Regions from separate parts of the Mus musculus genome. Here region 2 is linked to region 1. Evidence: chromatin loops called from intact Hi-C (ENCODE). Cell type or tissue: heart. All regions are shown on one strand.

Region 1 (8,000 bases):
CTTACATCTAAAATGTAACACATATCTAAGACTAAAAGCAATAAATGAGTCAGGCCTGGTGATGCACATCTGTGATCCAAGCAGTCAGGAGGCTGGGGCAAGAGGGTCACAAGGAGTTCAAAACCACTTTGGGCTGTATCAAAAAAGCAGTGATTCTTTTTAAAAAGCAGCACACAGGGCCTTTGAGATGGCTCATCAGGTAGGTAATGGTGCTTGCCACCGAGGCTGACAGCAAAGTTCAGTCTCCAGGACCCATGTGGTAGAAAAAGAGAATCTACTCCTATAAGCTGTCCTCTGACCTCTATGTGTGCTGTGCCATGTACACTATGCACAAACACACGCAAACACAACCTCATAAAAGAGCCTGTCGTCAATGGCAACCAAGGAATCTCAGTGTAGAGTACGTCTGCTGACAGCATAACCCGAGGGCAGGAAGAATGTAACAACAGCTAAGAGGCTTGGAAATTCTGACCGCCCAAGGTCAAACCTGCCTGACAGAGAACTGCAATAGTCCTAAGTCACTCTGTGGTGCAAGGGGCAGGAACATTGCTATTCTAAGATACAGCGTGTGTTGTGGGATAAACCAGAGAAGCCTTTGCTGGGTGTCATTGAAAAGATGGGGAGGAAGGTTTCAGCTTCCCAGAAAGAAAAGAGGGAAAGGCATAAGGTTGTGTTGGAACAAACAGGAAATCCTGTAGCCAGAATTAGACTGGGAAGTACCAACGGGAACTGATATGTTTATCTTTGAAAGAAAAACTCGGGGCTGGCAAGGTGGTTCAGCCAGCAATGGTGCTTGTCACACAAGTCTGGTGACCCGGGTTCCAAATTCAGATCTATATAAAGGAAGGAGAGAACAGACTCACAAAGTTGTCCTCTGATTTTCACACACACACACACACACACACACACACATATAATAGATAAAAGAAAAATCCAGTATTATCTGGAGAAAATATCCAAGAATGAATGACTAGGCATTATACATGTCTGTCATATTAGCATTCAGGAAGATCAGGAATTCCAAGCCATATGGGTGGGAGTGGGGGTGGGGGTGAAGTGGAGATAGGTCAGTCACTCAGTAAAGTATTGCTGACCAAGTATGAAGACCTGAGCTTGGATTTCACACCCACATAAAGATAGGACACAGCAGTGTACTGTTGTAAATTCCAGCACTGGGGGGGGGGGGGAGCTGTGGGGACTGGAGGATCCTTGGAGCCTGCTGACAGGCTAGTCTAATGAACTGGCAAGCACCATGTTCAGTATGAAACCCTGTCTCAAAAAACAGGGTATAGAATGACTGAGAGAAAGAGCTGACGTCAGTCTCTGGCTTCCACACACACACATATATATGTACCAGAGGGAGAGAGGGAAAGAGAGAGGGAGGGAGCGAAAAAGGAAGGAAAGAAGGAAGGAAGGAAGGAAGGAAGGAAGGAAGGAAGGGAAGAAGGAAGAAAGGAAGAAAGGCAGGCCTGCCAAGCATCAATGTCAAATCTAAGAACAACAGGTGCCCTCACCCCAAATCCTGTCTGTAAAAAAAAAAAAAAAAAAAAGATGGAAAAAAATCTTGATAACAAAACAAAACAAAAACAGAGAACAGCTGGCCTCTGTGTGTGCCATGGGAATCCTAGCCAAATATTGCTACCAAAACCAACACCAGGGCACATCATCCTGTTTTCTTCTAGGAGTTTTACATTTTTAGCTCTCACCCTGAAGTCTTAGATTCATTTGCAGTTAATTGTTATGTACGGTCTAAAACCAGGTCAGACTTTGCTCTCTACAGTTCTGCTCTGCCCAGTTTTCACGGCATCGGTTAGAGAGTTTAAGAGAATACTGTAAACAAACCCGCCCACTTTTCTCTTTCCATCTTTTCTCCCCTGTTTTCTCTCCCTTCCTCCCTCCTTCCTTCCAACTGCTCTACCCACTGAGCCACGCCCCCAGCCCCTCACTGGGGGATTCTAGGCAGGGACTCTAACCACTGAGCCACACCCCAGTCCCTCACTGGGGGATTCTAGGCAGGGGCTCTACCCCTGAGCCACGCTCCCAGCCCCTCCCTGGGGGATTCTAGGCAGGGACTCTAACCACTGAGCCACGCTCCCAGCCCCTCACTGGGGGATTCTAGGCAGGGACTCTAACCACTGAGCCACACCCCAGTCCCTCACTGGGGGATTCTAGGCAGGGGCTCTACCCCTGAGCCACACCCCCAGCCCCTCACTGGGGGATTCTAGGCAGGGACTCTAACCACTGAGCCACACCCCAGTCCCTCACTGGGGGATTCTAGGCAGGAGCTCAACCTCTGTGCTACAGCCGAGCCCCTAGGTGGAGGATTCTAGGCCAGCATGCTACTGCTGGGTTATGGCTCCTGCCCAGTTTTGGAAGCCCCCTGCTTCTTGCCCTGCAGCTCTTCTTCCTGCTCCACTAAAACAGGTTGCCATCCCCAAACCATTCTCTCTAAATCTCTGGTCCACCAAGACTGGCTCTCAACTTACATAGCCTAGGGTACTGGCTAAGATGATGTGGTAGCTTCCTCTGCTCTGAGGAAAGAGCAACTCACATGTGGTCTATAAGAACAGACCCAGAACAGGAAGAATGTGTGCAAGGGCCATGTGTGCATGTGTGCATGTGTGCATGTATGCATGCACACTGCTGCAGGGGAATTGGAGGTAAGGTGATCTAGAAAGAGATAAACCAAGGAAAAATAAAAGACAGTTGAAGGGGAAAGTCCAGTTCTGAAGGAGGCTGAGCGTATGCCACACCCCCTCAATGGTCTGGCCTATTCTCTGCACCCTCTGACATAAGCCTAGCAGCTTTTCAGGGTGGCTCCCCTCTCCAGCCCCCGCAGCCTGTCACAGGTCTTGCTATTTGCGGTGTTTCTATTGCAGTACTTCCCCAGCTGGGCTGAACCTGGAACCCAGACAAGTTCCCCACTGTGATAATGTCCAGGTGGTGACTGCAGTGTCCTCCTGGCAAGTACTCCCAAGGGAGCACTGCCCAGTGGCTGGCTGTGGCCTTTCCTCTCAGGGAAGGGTACAGTAATAAGCAAAGACAGGACTCTCGGGCCCCAACATCCTCTTGGAAGCAAGGTGATCCTTTGGGCATGCCACAGTGTATCTGTCCCTCTCTTCAGGTGCAGGCTTGAGCAGTGTTCACAAAAGCTTGTATCGTCCCTCTCTCTGCTTCATCCTACCAAACGCAACAGAGAGAACAGCTTTGGGGTGGCCCAGTACCTCTTCTTCACTCCTCAAAAATCTGGGTAGAATACGCAATGGCTAGCAGGGTAGATCTAGGGAGGCATATTCAAGTATCCAAGGACGGTCCCGCTCTCTGCGACACAGTCGAGTGACTCAGCAAGAATGAGTTCCAATATTGGTTACAGGGGAAATGAATGAACAACAAAAGGATTTGACAGCCATGTGTGGGCAGCATGCCTGTGCTATCAGCAGTTGGAAGCCTGGGACAGGAATTCCAGGCCAGCTTGGGCTGTATCATAGAGTGTGTGTGTGTGTGTGCATGTGTCCCAAGCTAGTTCTTGTTCCTTGAGTCTCAATTAGTGTTCCCTTGTACAGGATGGGCCCCAGCTGACCCCCAAGAGCTATGAATTCTGGTCAGATATCATATGGATGTCCAGCTAGTAGGTACAGCAAGGTGGATCAGTTTTTACAGGAACCGACAGGGGCTTGCAGAACAACATGTGTGCATGACCATGGTGGGGTTTGGTGTACATCCGTGTGCAGAGTCCACAGACCATCCCATGTGGTGTTCCTGGGGAACTCTTGCGGGTCACAGTCCTCCCCTCAGGGTGAACCTCATAGACAGCCTCAGAGAAGCATCCTATGTTGTATCAGGCAATAAGGCTTATTCTGGGCAGGTGACAGATGAGACAGAAGGCAGACAGATCTCTGGGGGTGTCTTAGAGTCATGCACAGATGACTAAGGAGGCTCGTGTGCTCTTGAACACTATATCTGAATCCAAATCACAGCTCTGGAGCTTTCTAGCTGGATTATGCACAAGTCACTCAGCCACAAAGCCTCAAGTTTCCTCATCTGTGAAATGGACTTACTGAGGGCTGTGAGGCAGCAAGCGGTGCCGAGCCCTCTGTCAGCTTCCACTTTGACGCTTTCCTCATGAGTGTTGAGGATGGCATGGCTGACCCAGAGCTTACCCCATGTCTTCTCTCAGCAGCTCTTGACTCTACCAATAGCTGGTGCACAGTGACCCCAGGTGGCCAGCACCTGCCTGGCTGGTGACTGTTACCATGACAGCAGTCAGTGGAACTGCTATTAGACAGGGCAGCTCTGAAGTCCAAGATCCAGGACCCCAATCGTCTGTTTGTCTGTCTGTCTGTCTGTCTGTCTTCCCCCTAGTGTTAGATAAATGTCATGGTACTGCCACCTACAGTATATAGAACAGCTTCCTCGGTATGTGTTTGCAGCTGTGTGAAGAGTGGGCAGAGAGCACTGCAAGGATACATAGACAACATCAGCCGCTACGGAGCGAGCAGAGTGTGAGCAGGCATGGATTCTGGAAGAGTCAGAGAGCAGAAGGACAAAGTATACCACAGAATAACTCAGCAGCCCCCACCCCACCCCACCCCGCCTCCTCACCATGAGCTTTGCAGCACTGGACAAATTGCTCGACCTTTCTGGTCTGTTATGTGTTTCCTCATCCTGGAATTATCGTGAGACTAGATCATTAGCACATGAGGGCCCTGTGAGTGTCCACACAGAATGCTTACCCTGTCCCCCTCTGCCAGTAGTCCATACGCGGCCCTCCTGCTCAGACTCCAGGGATGCCTTGGGCACACGAGCAAGACATCTTCACATGGAAGATGGGAATCTAACTGAGTGAGAAAATGGGCTTTTCCATGTTCGACCCAAGTGCACTTCACTCATGGGTACGTGATATTTAAGTGTGCACACAGTGCCAGAAGACCATGGCTATGTCGTTTCTCAAGCCCCAGCTGCCTTGAAGCACGCCGACCATCTGGACTGGCTGATGACCAAGGCCCAGGAAGCCTCCTGCCTCAGCCACCTGATTAATCTGAATGACAGGTCTGGACCCCCAAGCCCAGCTACAAGGTCTTAAAGCCATGGACCAAAGGAAAGGCTCATTCTGATGTTTATCGCTCTTGTGTACACCTTTTAGTGAATAAAGTGACTCTGGGAAAACAGGAAGGCTCGCTCTTCCAAAAGCGTAGCTCATACATTAGTGTAAACCCCACCCAGAAGCGGGGAGCAGCCCCAGCATCGCTTGTGGAGAGGGCCAGTGTGGGCACTCCACACACAGTTAATAAACGCCTCAGAACGAACCCGTGAAGAAAAACCTAAAATACTTTCAGAAGCCCCTGTGGCTCCACAGCTCAGCACATTTGGATTCAAATGTCAGCCTGAAGCCCAGATCAACAGCCCTGCTGATGTTGAGTTGTGGAACCACTTCTTACCACTCAGGTCCCTGAGGCATCTTCTAAGTCTGTAAACATGGCAGGTCATTAAAATCTAGCGGGAGTCTTTCCTGAGTGCCTCTTGGAGATGGCACTCACTGACGCCGATGTCTTCCCCTTAGGCCAGGAGATGAACAGCAGAGGCCAGGTCTGTCTGTCTTAGGGGACATGTTTCCCAGGTCAGGCCTCTCTAGCCTCTTCATCTCTGTGGCTTCGAAGGGGAGCGTGGTGCAGACTGTTAAAACTGGAACTGACAAGCAAGATGTAAAAGCCACCCTAGAAATAGAGCTGTGGCACTGTAAAAGAACAGGGCGTAGGGGCTTCACCAATCACTTTCAAAATACCATATGACCCCTCAGTGCTTGGAGCAGACAGAGGCATCTCTCCCTAGGCCCACCCACCACCCTACTTCCTTGTGGCTCCAAGCGTGCCCAGCGGAATATCCACCTTAGGAGGAGGGTTGTGAGCTGCACTCTGAGCCTCAAGAGAAGAGAGTCCTCACGAGAAAACCATCCCAGCTCTCCTCAGACCTATGTCTTTGCCAAACATCCCCACACTTTACCAGAAAGCTGGTCAGCAGGAGACTAGAATAGGCAGACACCATTGGCTGAAACGCACCAACCAATGAACCACAGAACCTGAGACCTGTAGAGGAACCATACAAATCCTGCCTTGGGACAAGGGGACATGAACCCTGTAGAGGTGACTGGAGACAGTCCTCTTGTCTTCCAGTTTCTATAAATAATGTGGGGATGGATAAAGACTAAAGGCCCCGTGATTCATTCACCACACATCTTTAATTTGGGAATGAGAAAGTGGCGTGACCTCCCCCGGGCAGCTACTCCCTCCCAAATCTCCTCCTATATGCTCCTGCAGGGAGAGGGGCCCTGCCCCAGGTCTCTGGCAGGGAGCTGGGACAGCAAACCAGAATTCCACATTCTCCAGATACCAGGAGAAATGCAAAGCCACAGGATGAGGGGAGAATGGGGAGGCACAGGTAAAGGTGGGGATTTAAACCAGCCTGAGGCCCCTTGCCTATCTTCAAGAACTCAGCCATGGAAATGCTTGAAACGTTAGAATTAAGACTCTGCCATCAGAATTCTCTAGCTCCTTATAGGAAAAGTACTACTGGGTCAGTGTGGTGGTTCAGCAGGTAAAGTGCTTGCTGCCAAGCCTGACAACCAGAGCTCCATTCCTAGAATCTGCATGGTAGAAAAAGAGAGCCCACTCAAGAAAGATGTCCTCTGGTCTCTACATGTTTGCAACCTCGTGCCTGCAGATCAGTATGCCCATACACACACTGATAATGAGATTTTAATCTCTATTGGTTAAAAGAAAGGAAGAAGGAAGGATGGCTGGGTCAAGGGAAGGAGGGAGGGGGGAGAGGGAGAGGGAGAGGGGGAGGGGGAGGAGGAGGGAGAGGGAGAGGGAGAGGGGGAGGGGGAGGGGGAGGGAGAGGGGGAGGGGGAGGGGGAGGGAGAGGGGGAGGGGGAGGGGGAGGGGGAGGGAGAGGGAGAGGGAAAGATACTGATCCAGGTATTTGGGAAGTCTGTAATCTTAGCACTCTGGAAGCTGAGGCAAAAGAACCAAGAGATCTGTGCTACATAGAGTTCCAACCTCACCTGGGCTACATAGTTAGACACTGTCTCAAAAACAAACAACAACAACAAAAGTATGGCAGGGTGCTGGTGAAAGATATCTCAGTGGTTAAGGGCACTGTTGCTCTTGCAGAGGACCTGGGTTCAGTTTCCAGTGCCCACATGACAGCTCACACCCATCTCCAGTGCAAGTGGATAGACTGCCCTCTTCTGGTCCACTCTAGCACTGCACGCATGTGCACAGACACACATGCAGGCAAAACATCAACCTGCCTAAACTAAAAATAAAAAGAAGAACCTGTGTATGACTTCCCACCCCGTTCCACACAACTGAAAGGATGGAGAGAACACAGGATGCCTTCCTTCCGTGCCCCCAGCCACGCACAGTGGCTGTCTGGCGAATACCTTAGAGGGTACAGTGTGAACCACAGTCCCTGGGGAAAGCCACACCCATTTTTGAAACTCCTGCAGACTCACTGATGAGGAAGAAATGCATGCGTGTGGTGAGCCGAGATGTCTTAGATCCAGAGCTGGATCCTGGGCTACTCAGCTCCTTTCACAGCAGGGAACTGCCCACCTCCACATCTGACCCCACATCCTTCTGACTATCAGGGAAACCCATCGGAATGTATTGATTTAGATCACAGATTCCACCAAAGGGAAATCTAACAATGTCATCACGTTCCTGTAACGTGCATGTCTGATGCTCCCAGCGCTGTACTCGAAAAAGCCCTGATGTATGACTTAGAAAATGTGCCAAAACCATTTCCATGTTGGAACACATTGCTCAAGGCAACTTGCATCTGTATTTTCAAGTCATGGTCACTCAAATTTGGTTCAGGATAAACTTATTATTCCTGTAATGTGTGTGCATGGGGTGGGGGGCATGTGTGCAATAAGTCTGTGTTTGCATGGTATGTGCTTTTGTGACATGGGCAGGCATGGGCAGGCCAGAGGTCGATGT
Region 2 (8,000 bases), 56 kb after region 1:
AGGGCCAGTGTCTTGGCCTGGCTGGAAACCAGCAAACCCTAGAAGTCAGTCCCCCTAGAAGTCTGCTCCCTTGGAGCATTTGTGGGGATGCGGCTTGTGGTGCGGCGTTGGGATCAGTGTTCCAGTCCTCAGAGAGAGCTCTTCAACACTGAGACATCTCTCCAGCCCCATGTTAAATATTTATTGTGTGTGTGATTGTGCAAGCACATGTATGTCACAGAAATATGCCAGGCAGTGATGGCGCATACCTTTGATCCCAGCACTCTGGGAAGCAGAGTTGGAGGTCAGCCTGGTCTAAAGTGAGTTCCAGGATAGCCAGGGCTACAACCAGGGCTACATAGAAACCCTATCTCCAAAAAACAACAATACCAAACCAAACCAAACCAAACCAAACAAAACCAAACAAAACAACACAGACAGGGATCTGGCGAGATGATGTCTCAGCACGTCAAGGCACTTGCAATCAACCCTGATCGTTTGAGTTTGATCCTTGGTAACCAGGTGGAAGGAGGGAACCAACTCCTGCAAACTGTCCTCTGACCCACACAGGCACACCATGGCATAGGGACACACACATCCAAGAACCTGATGATATGGTTTGGTGGGAGTTTGGGGGGGACACACAGGGCTTCATACTTAACATATGTATGGAGGTCAGTTTATAAACATCTTTAGGGTACGAATGCAAAGCTTGCCTTCTGTAGTGGCCCCCCATTGACTAGTCCTCATGAGTACTGGATTATCTATGCAGTCCTGTATCTTTCTGCACATAAACCAACACAGCTGTTTATGTGTTTATATTGGCTTCTTTGTAAAAATGCATGAAGCCAGAAACACTGGGTGGGTGCTAAATAACCACAAGAAAGAGCTCATGAGGTTATTGTACAATGTTATGTGTCTGTTAAAATGATGAAACAATTCTGCATGAATTAAAATAAAACCATCTCTCTCTCTCTCTTTTTTTTTCCTTCTCGGTGAGCTTCAACATTTTGGGATGGGTGATTCATTAAACAGCAATGTTACATAATCAACACCACCTACTTCAGGATCATTTTGCCCCCAACCATGCATATGCCTTCCCCTGCAGCCTTGGTCATCTGCCAGTGTTTCTGTCTCTGCGACGGACTCCTCCATCTGTTCAGGATTGGCACCAGAGCCCGCCAGCCCTGTGACAGCTTCCCTCCCCTTCAGTCCACTTACCCATGAAATAATTCAGCTGCCTCACTCGCTCATGTGCTTTTAGCCCAAGCACAAACGTTCATCCTGGGGTGAGTAGCAGCAGCCTTTGTCCAATCCACTTCCCCAAACTTGGTCCTCCCTCCGCAAAACCACTACTCTGCAGCAGCCCCCAGACCTCGCTCTTTCCCCACCCCACAATTCCAGGCGATGTTCCACCAGGCAGAGCCTTCCCTGTCCCCAGGGATCCTGTCCACTGTCCACTGTTCCACTGTCGTCTGTTGTGTGGCTTTCCCCAGGGAAATGAACATAAGTCTATCCATTCCAGAGAGGACACCAATGGACAGAGAGGGACCAAACTATCCCATCCACGTCTACTTCAGTGACTCGGTTGTTTTAACTGGTAACACATGCACTTGGGCAACTCAGAAGCCACAACACTATAACCATTACATCCTCAGAGGGGACGACAATACATAACTGCCGTCATCAAATCCATGGCCGCTTACAAATCCTCAGAAGGGGCGGGGCCTCACAAGCCTCATCCCCTAGCAATCATTAACTGCCTATAAATCTTTGGAAGGGGCGGGGCCCCAGAGCCACACCTCCCTAGCAATTATTAACCATCTATAAATCCTCACAAAAGTGGGGCCTGCTGAGGCCCCCACCCTGCCTCAGGACTGAAAGTTGAGGATCCAGTCTTGTGAAGGTCTTCTGGTGATCACGCTGCTGACAGATGAAGAACACAAGGGCTATGTCAAAGCCAGAGGACAATGGTCTGTACTGCACTATCCCTGGACTCTGGACAGGCAACTTCCCAAGGCAAGGAGCAGCAGCACCTGCTTTGACTCTGTGGTGGTTTGAATGAAAATGGCCTCACGGGCTCTCTAGGGAGTAGCACTATTAGGAGGTGCCGGAGGAAGTGTGTCACTGGGGGTGGGCTTTGAGGTTTCAATTGCTCAAGCCAAACTCCGTCCCATGCTCTCTTCCTGCTGCCCGTTGACCCAGATGTAGAATTCTCAGCTACTTCTCCAACACCATGTTTACCTGTGTGCAGCCCTGCTTCCTGCCATGAAGACAATGGACTAAACCTCTGTGTCTTAGGGTTTGACTGCTGTGAACAGACACGATGACCAACACAACTCTTATAAAGGACAACATTTAATTGGGGCTGGCTTACAGGTTCAGAGGTTCAGTCCAATATCATCATGGTGGGAAACATGGCAGCATCCAGGTAGGCATTGTGCAGGAGGAGCTGAGAGTTCTACATCTTTACCTGAAGGCTGCTAGCAGAATACTGACATCCAGGCAGCTAGGACTAGGGTATTAGAGCCCATGCCCACAGTGACACACCTACTCCAACAAGGCCACACCTCCCAACAGTGCCACTCCCTGGGCCAAGCATATACAGATCATCACACTCTGACCCTGTAAGCCAGCCCCAATTAAGTGCTTTGCTGTATAACAGTTGCTAAGGTCATGGTGTCTCTTCACTGCATTGAAACCCCTAACAAAGACACCCATCTTTCACTCAGTCTTAGCTGAACACCTGGAAAGTGTCTCCCACAACCCAATAAATGTATGTCAGGAGAAACAATAAATGAATGAACCTGAGTTAATTTTGCCAAAATCTGTTTACTGGTTGAGAAGACATACTTCTTGGAAGACACTTGAAAAGCCCTTTTCCTTGCTTTTTGAGGGGCTTTAAAATATATGCAGTGCGGGGAGTTAAGCAGAATAAATTTAGATGGCCTTGCTATATTTTGGCTGGAACATAATTTAAAAGTTCCATATTTACATTAAGATAGAAACCCAGTGTAGGTTTGGTGAGATGACAGTTCAGTGGCTAAAACTGCTTGCTTCCGAGCCTGATGATTTGAATTTGAACCAACTCCCAAAAGTTGTCCTCTGAACATCATACATGTGCTATGCCACACACACATATTAAAAAAAGAAGAAAGATATAACCCATAAAGATGTCAACTCCTACGCGCTAGAGGCTGTAACGTAAGGTCATTAAGATCACATCAGACTTGGGAGGAAAACATTTGACTTCCTCCACAGGGCTGTTCTGTGGGATCCAAGGGACAGACCAACCCGTCCTCCCCCTTCTCACTCTGCCATCCCCTCCTCAGATGGCCAGTCTGCCCCACAATGGAGCATACATGGCAACTCAGGTGCACAGCACCAAGTCCGCCATGCTGCTTGCCTTCTGTAAGCCTTACCCGTCTGTGCACGACTCACTCCGGAGTTGGTGAGCCATCACTTCCTAAGGTTGACTCATAGTCCTCTGTGCATCAGGTCACGTGTGCCTTTTTACCAGTGACAGACATCTGGGTTGTTTCATCTTGTGATTAATGCTACGGAGAACATGGGTTGAGGGGGTAGCCACGCAGCCATGGCAGAGTACTAAGGCTACCGCTAAGACCCTGGGTCCCATCTCCCAAGACCAAATCAAACAAACAAAAGATGGTTGTGCAAATATGAATTCAACTCCCAGGTTCTGCTTGAGTTATTCAGAAGAGAGTTGCTCGAGGTCAGGGCGATCCTACGGCTTTTGTTTCTCCTGCAGCTGTGAACTGATCCAGTGCTTTAGGGCTGCAAGACAAGAGCCTTAACGATGTGCAGCATTCTCGAGCTCACGATTGCTATTCTGGAAAGGGCTTCTTCACAGCAGCCAAAAGATAAAAGCAACCTAAATCCCAAGAGATCAGCAAAACCATGCAGTATGCACCACCCCTACAGAGGGCTGCAATCCAGCCCCAGAAGAAGACCAGGGCAGGAAGATACCTCCTCAGCTCCCTGGCTCCCTCCTACAAAGAGGATACTGGTTTGGACTGCAAAGTAGGAGCCCGGAGCAGGTTCACCAGGCTGCCCCAGTACTGGAGAGTTCCAGCCAGACGGTATCCTCCCTGTAATGTTGTCCTTTAGAGCTTGGATGCACCTGTTCTGATGGACAGGAAGCGGCTGCGCCAGGTCTCTTCAACTCAAGAGCTGTGAATGGCTGGGCGCATTCTCTTTCCACCACTTTCCACTGGCATGCCTGGAATCCAGCCCAGACTCTACAGCAGGTTTGCATGCATGGGGAAAAACTGTTGCTGGCTACTTTAGCAAATACACTTCCAAGAGTTTTATAGATCTGATTTATGTGGTTCCCTTCCATTTCTGATTAACTGATATCTGTGTCAATATCACCAAGTGCTGCTAGCATCTATGGAATCTGATAGTTTTAAACCTCGTTGCAGCTGAAGATGACCTTGAACCCCTGATCCTCCTGAGTGCTGGTTTAAATAGTGCTGGGGATGGAACCCAAGATTCATGAATTCCAGGCAAGCACTCTCCCAACTGAGCCACATTCCCAACCCTGAATTATTTTTATTAATTTGCGTTAGTATCAGCTCAATTTGATTATGTCTTAACCCTTTTTAAAAAATTCATTATCTTGCCAGGCAGTGGCGGTTCATGCCATTAATCCCAGCACTAGGGGTCAGAAGCAGGCAGATCTCTGAGTTTGAGACCAGCCTGGTCTCCAGAGCAAGTTCCAGGATAGCCAGGACTACACACAGAAGTCCTGATTTGAAAAACCAAAAATAAAATAAAATAGATAAAAATAATTATTAAAAAAATAATTATTTCTAGATTCTCTTGTTAGTGTTTTCTTTAGGATTCTGGCATCTGTACTCCATTAAACAGCCCATCAGGACTTGTGTCTTTTGACCCTGTGAGATTTCAGGTGTAACGCTGCTCTCATGACATGAACTGGAAGCATCCCCTCCCAGCTCCTTGAAAGATTATAATTGCTCGTTAAATGTTTGAATTTCTTGTCAGCAAAACCACCTGTGCCAGGCCTGGAGCGATGGCTCAGTGGTTAAGAGAACTGGCTGCTCTTGCAGAGGACCTGTGTTCCGTTCCCAGCACCTACATGGCAACCCACAACTACCTGAAACTCAGGTAGTATTCAGGGGATCAGATACTCTCTTCTGGCCTCGAAGGGCACTGAACACACATGGTATACAGACAAACAGACAAAATAAATCTTTGAAAAAAATCTGGGGTACAATCTAGACTATGAGGAGCTTTTAAATTAAGAATACCATTTATGTTTCTATTCATTATTATTATTTTTTTTTGAGATAGTCTCGTTATGGAGCCCAGGACAGAATAGCGTCAGCAGTAGGCCATCCTCCTGCCTCAGCCCCTGAGCAGAAGGATCACAGGTGGGCAGCAACACACCTGGTTTCTTGTGTTTGAATGTTTAAAGTTTTGTTTAGTGTGTGTGTGCATGCAGACACATGTATATCTGTGCATGCATGTGTGCGTGTGTCGTTTGGTGGCCAACCTGGAAGAGTCACTTCTTACTTCCCACCATGTAAATCCTAGACCTGGAACTCAGGCTATCAGTGTTGCACTTCATCTGCTGAGCCATCTTGCCGGCCCAGGTATTTTAATCACAGACACCAGTAGGCTTCTAACTTATACAGGGTGTTGTAATGAGTTACCCTGAAGATGACAATATGGTGACATGCTCAAAAATGTTTCTGGCTGATGCTGGCACAACCAGTCACTCCTGGTTTCTGTTTCTGTGTTGTGTACTCTGCTGTCGCTGTTTCCTGAGTTTTCAGCTGACTCTCCCATCTCCACCTCAGAATTTACCCCTGGGGTTACAGATACACAGTACCACACCTAGCCTTTTATGTGAGTTTGGGGGATTAGTTTTGTGTGACGAGCATTTCTGCCCACTGCACCATCTCACCAGCTCCACTCGTGGGTATTTTCTTGTTCCCATGCTTGCCTGCTGCCCACTGTGCTCTTAGATTTCGAGGCTCAATGTGGAGCAGAATTGCACACAGACAGCACTTTCTAGGGCTCTACTTTATAATGTCTTTGAGCCAACCACCACATTTAGTCCTGTTAGGGGCCACTCTACGCATTACTGTATCTAGGAGTGACAGAGGTGCCTACCAGTGTGTTTGCCCATGTATAGCATGGAAAGCTTAAAATTGAACTTTTCTTTAAATAGAACTATACTACTTTCTACAGGAACAACCACCGCCCCATGTTAAATGTTGTTTTTAATGTTCTGGGGCCAGTGACATGGCTTAGCAGATAAAGGCACCTAATGCCAAGCTAAATGGGCCTGACTTCATCCCATGACCCACACTGTGAGAGAACTCAGTCCTGCAAGTTGCCCTCCGACTTCCACACATGCTTGTGTACACACACACACACACACACACACACACACACACACACAAAACGTAATTTAAACATTTAATTATTTTACTAGCATATATTATACATTTCATATTTCATACATGTACATGGTGTAGTTCAATCAAATTTGCCAAGGCCTATTAGCCTTATCCATCTTCCACAACATGTTTTGCTTCAACTATCAATAATGAAGCAATCACACGAAGCTGGGATGTAGGTCTATTGTCAGTGGCAGAAACCCATTTGAGTGAAGTCTGTAATGAATAGCTTGGCTTATGAATCTGGAGGCTGAAGGCCAAGACATTGCATCAAATGGCCGTCTGGTTGGCAGAACCCCAAGGTAGCATCAACATCACTTGACAATACGAAGAGAATGTTTCTGTTTGGGATATGCAGTATTTCCCACAGCCTCCTGTTGGCACATTTGGTCCCCAGCTGGTGGTACTATTCTGGGACATTCTGAAAACTAGGATGGGGAACTGATGTAGGACATCACTAGGGGCATAGGTCTTGGGACCTTTTTTCCCTTCTGACTGTTTTCTGTTTGACCAGTTCCCTCTGCCATATATCCTTGTTGCCTGATGGTCTAAGCCCATGGAACCAAGCGTGTATAGACCCAAACCCCTGAACTCATGAGCAAAATCAACCCTTTTTCCTTTAAGCTGTTTCTGTCAAGTATTTGGTCACACCAATGAGAACAGTCTATATATGCACATTTTCCCTGCGTGCGTGCTTGCGCGTGTGTGTGTGTATGCATGTGCGCGCATGCCCTGTGTGATAATTTAAGTGGGGAAAATGTCCCCCATAGGATTTGATATTTTATACCTGGTTCCCCAGTTGGTGGTGCTGTTGGGCAGGTAGAGTAGGGACCTGGAAGACAGTAATGTTGAGAGTAAAAGAGACTACAGAGGCCCAGCTCAAGGATAAATTTCAAAGAAATGGACTAATTTCTTTGGCAGAGCACATTTCAAGACAGCACAACACTGAATCTGCAGTGTGATTGTTACTGGTAACACGCACGTCTACAGTGTAAGATGAGGCAGAAAGAAATACATAATGTATGGTCTGAAACGGAGAAAGACCATTAGGAGGCTTAATGTTACAGATAGCCTATGTCAGAGGAGATAAGCACCATTAGGGAGAGGCCTGATCCACACCAGAACAGAGGGAAGGGTACATTTGGGGGATGACCCCACCCAGCTAAGCTTTCAGATTGTTAAAGCAAAAGGCTTAAGTTTTCTACTCTTAAAAAGCAATAACAGGGGCTGGAGAAATGGCTCAGTGGTTAAAAGTATGGGTTGCTCTTCCAGAGAAACTGAGTTCAATTCCTATCACCGATGTGGTAGCTCACAACCATTCAGCTTTGGAGGATGCAATGCCCTCCCCTGGCCTCCCAGAGCACCAGCCACACTTCTGGCATACAAATGTGCTGGCAGGCAAAACACCTATACACACAAATACACACATTTTTTTTTAAAGTATCAAACAAAAGCAAATATGATTCAAGGAGGACAGGGTTTGTCCCAATCACTTGGCAGTGTCCTCCAGGAGGCGCTGACTTTAGACACATGGAAGATGTAAGACCGAAAGCCTGCAGGTTCTTCCTCTGT

Evidence for each region. A loop is a pair of places that touch in the nucleus more often than their neighbours do. Peaks named below come from ENCODE experiments on the same cell type or tissue, not always from the same donor. Only the 100,000 strongest peaks of a DNase experiment are listed, where the experiment ranks them.
Region 2: it touches region 1 in a loop (8-fold over the local background); 2 of 42 quality-filtered maps call a loop at or near these places.

What each region holds. Positions count from the first base shown.
Region 1 is chr5:139,081,115-139,089,114 of GRCm38, forward strand. The region is part of intron 4 of Prkar1b (protein kinase, cAMP dependent regulatory, type I beta); the gene reads right to left. Among named protein-coding and RNA genes, the nearest start is that of Prkar1b, 45 kb to the right of the region's middle. In heart, CTCF peaks have their summits at 4,223 (motif pointing left) and 7,257 (motif pointing left); DNase peaks (open chromatin) are centred at 2,917, 3,407 and 4,207; H3K27ac peaks cover 3,696 bases.
Region 2 is chr5:139,137,344-139,145,343 of GRCm38, forward strand. It overlaps a transcript of Prkar1b not described here. Among named protein-coding and RNA genes, the nearest start is that of Dnaaf5, 8.9 kb to the right of the region's middle. In heart, no CTCF peak of the experiment used is centred here; a DNase peak (open chromatin) is centred at 1,348; H3K27ac peaks cover 925 bases; H3K27me3 peaks cover 317 bases.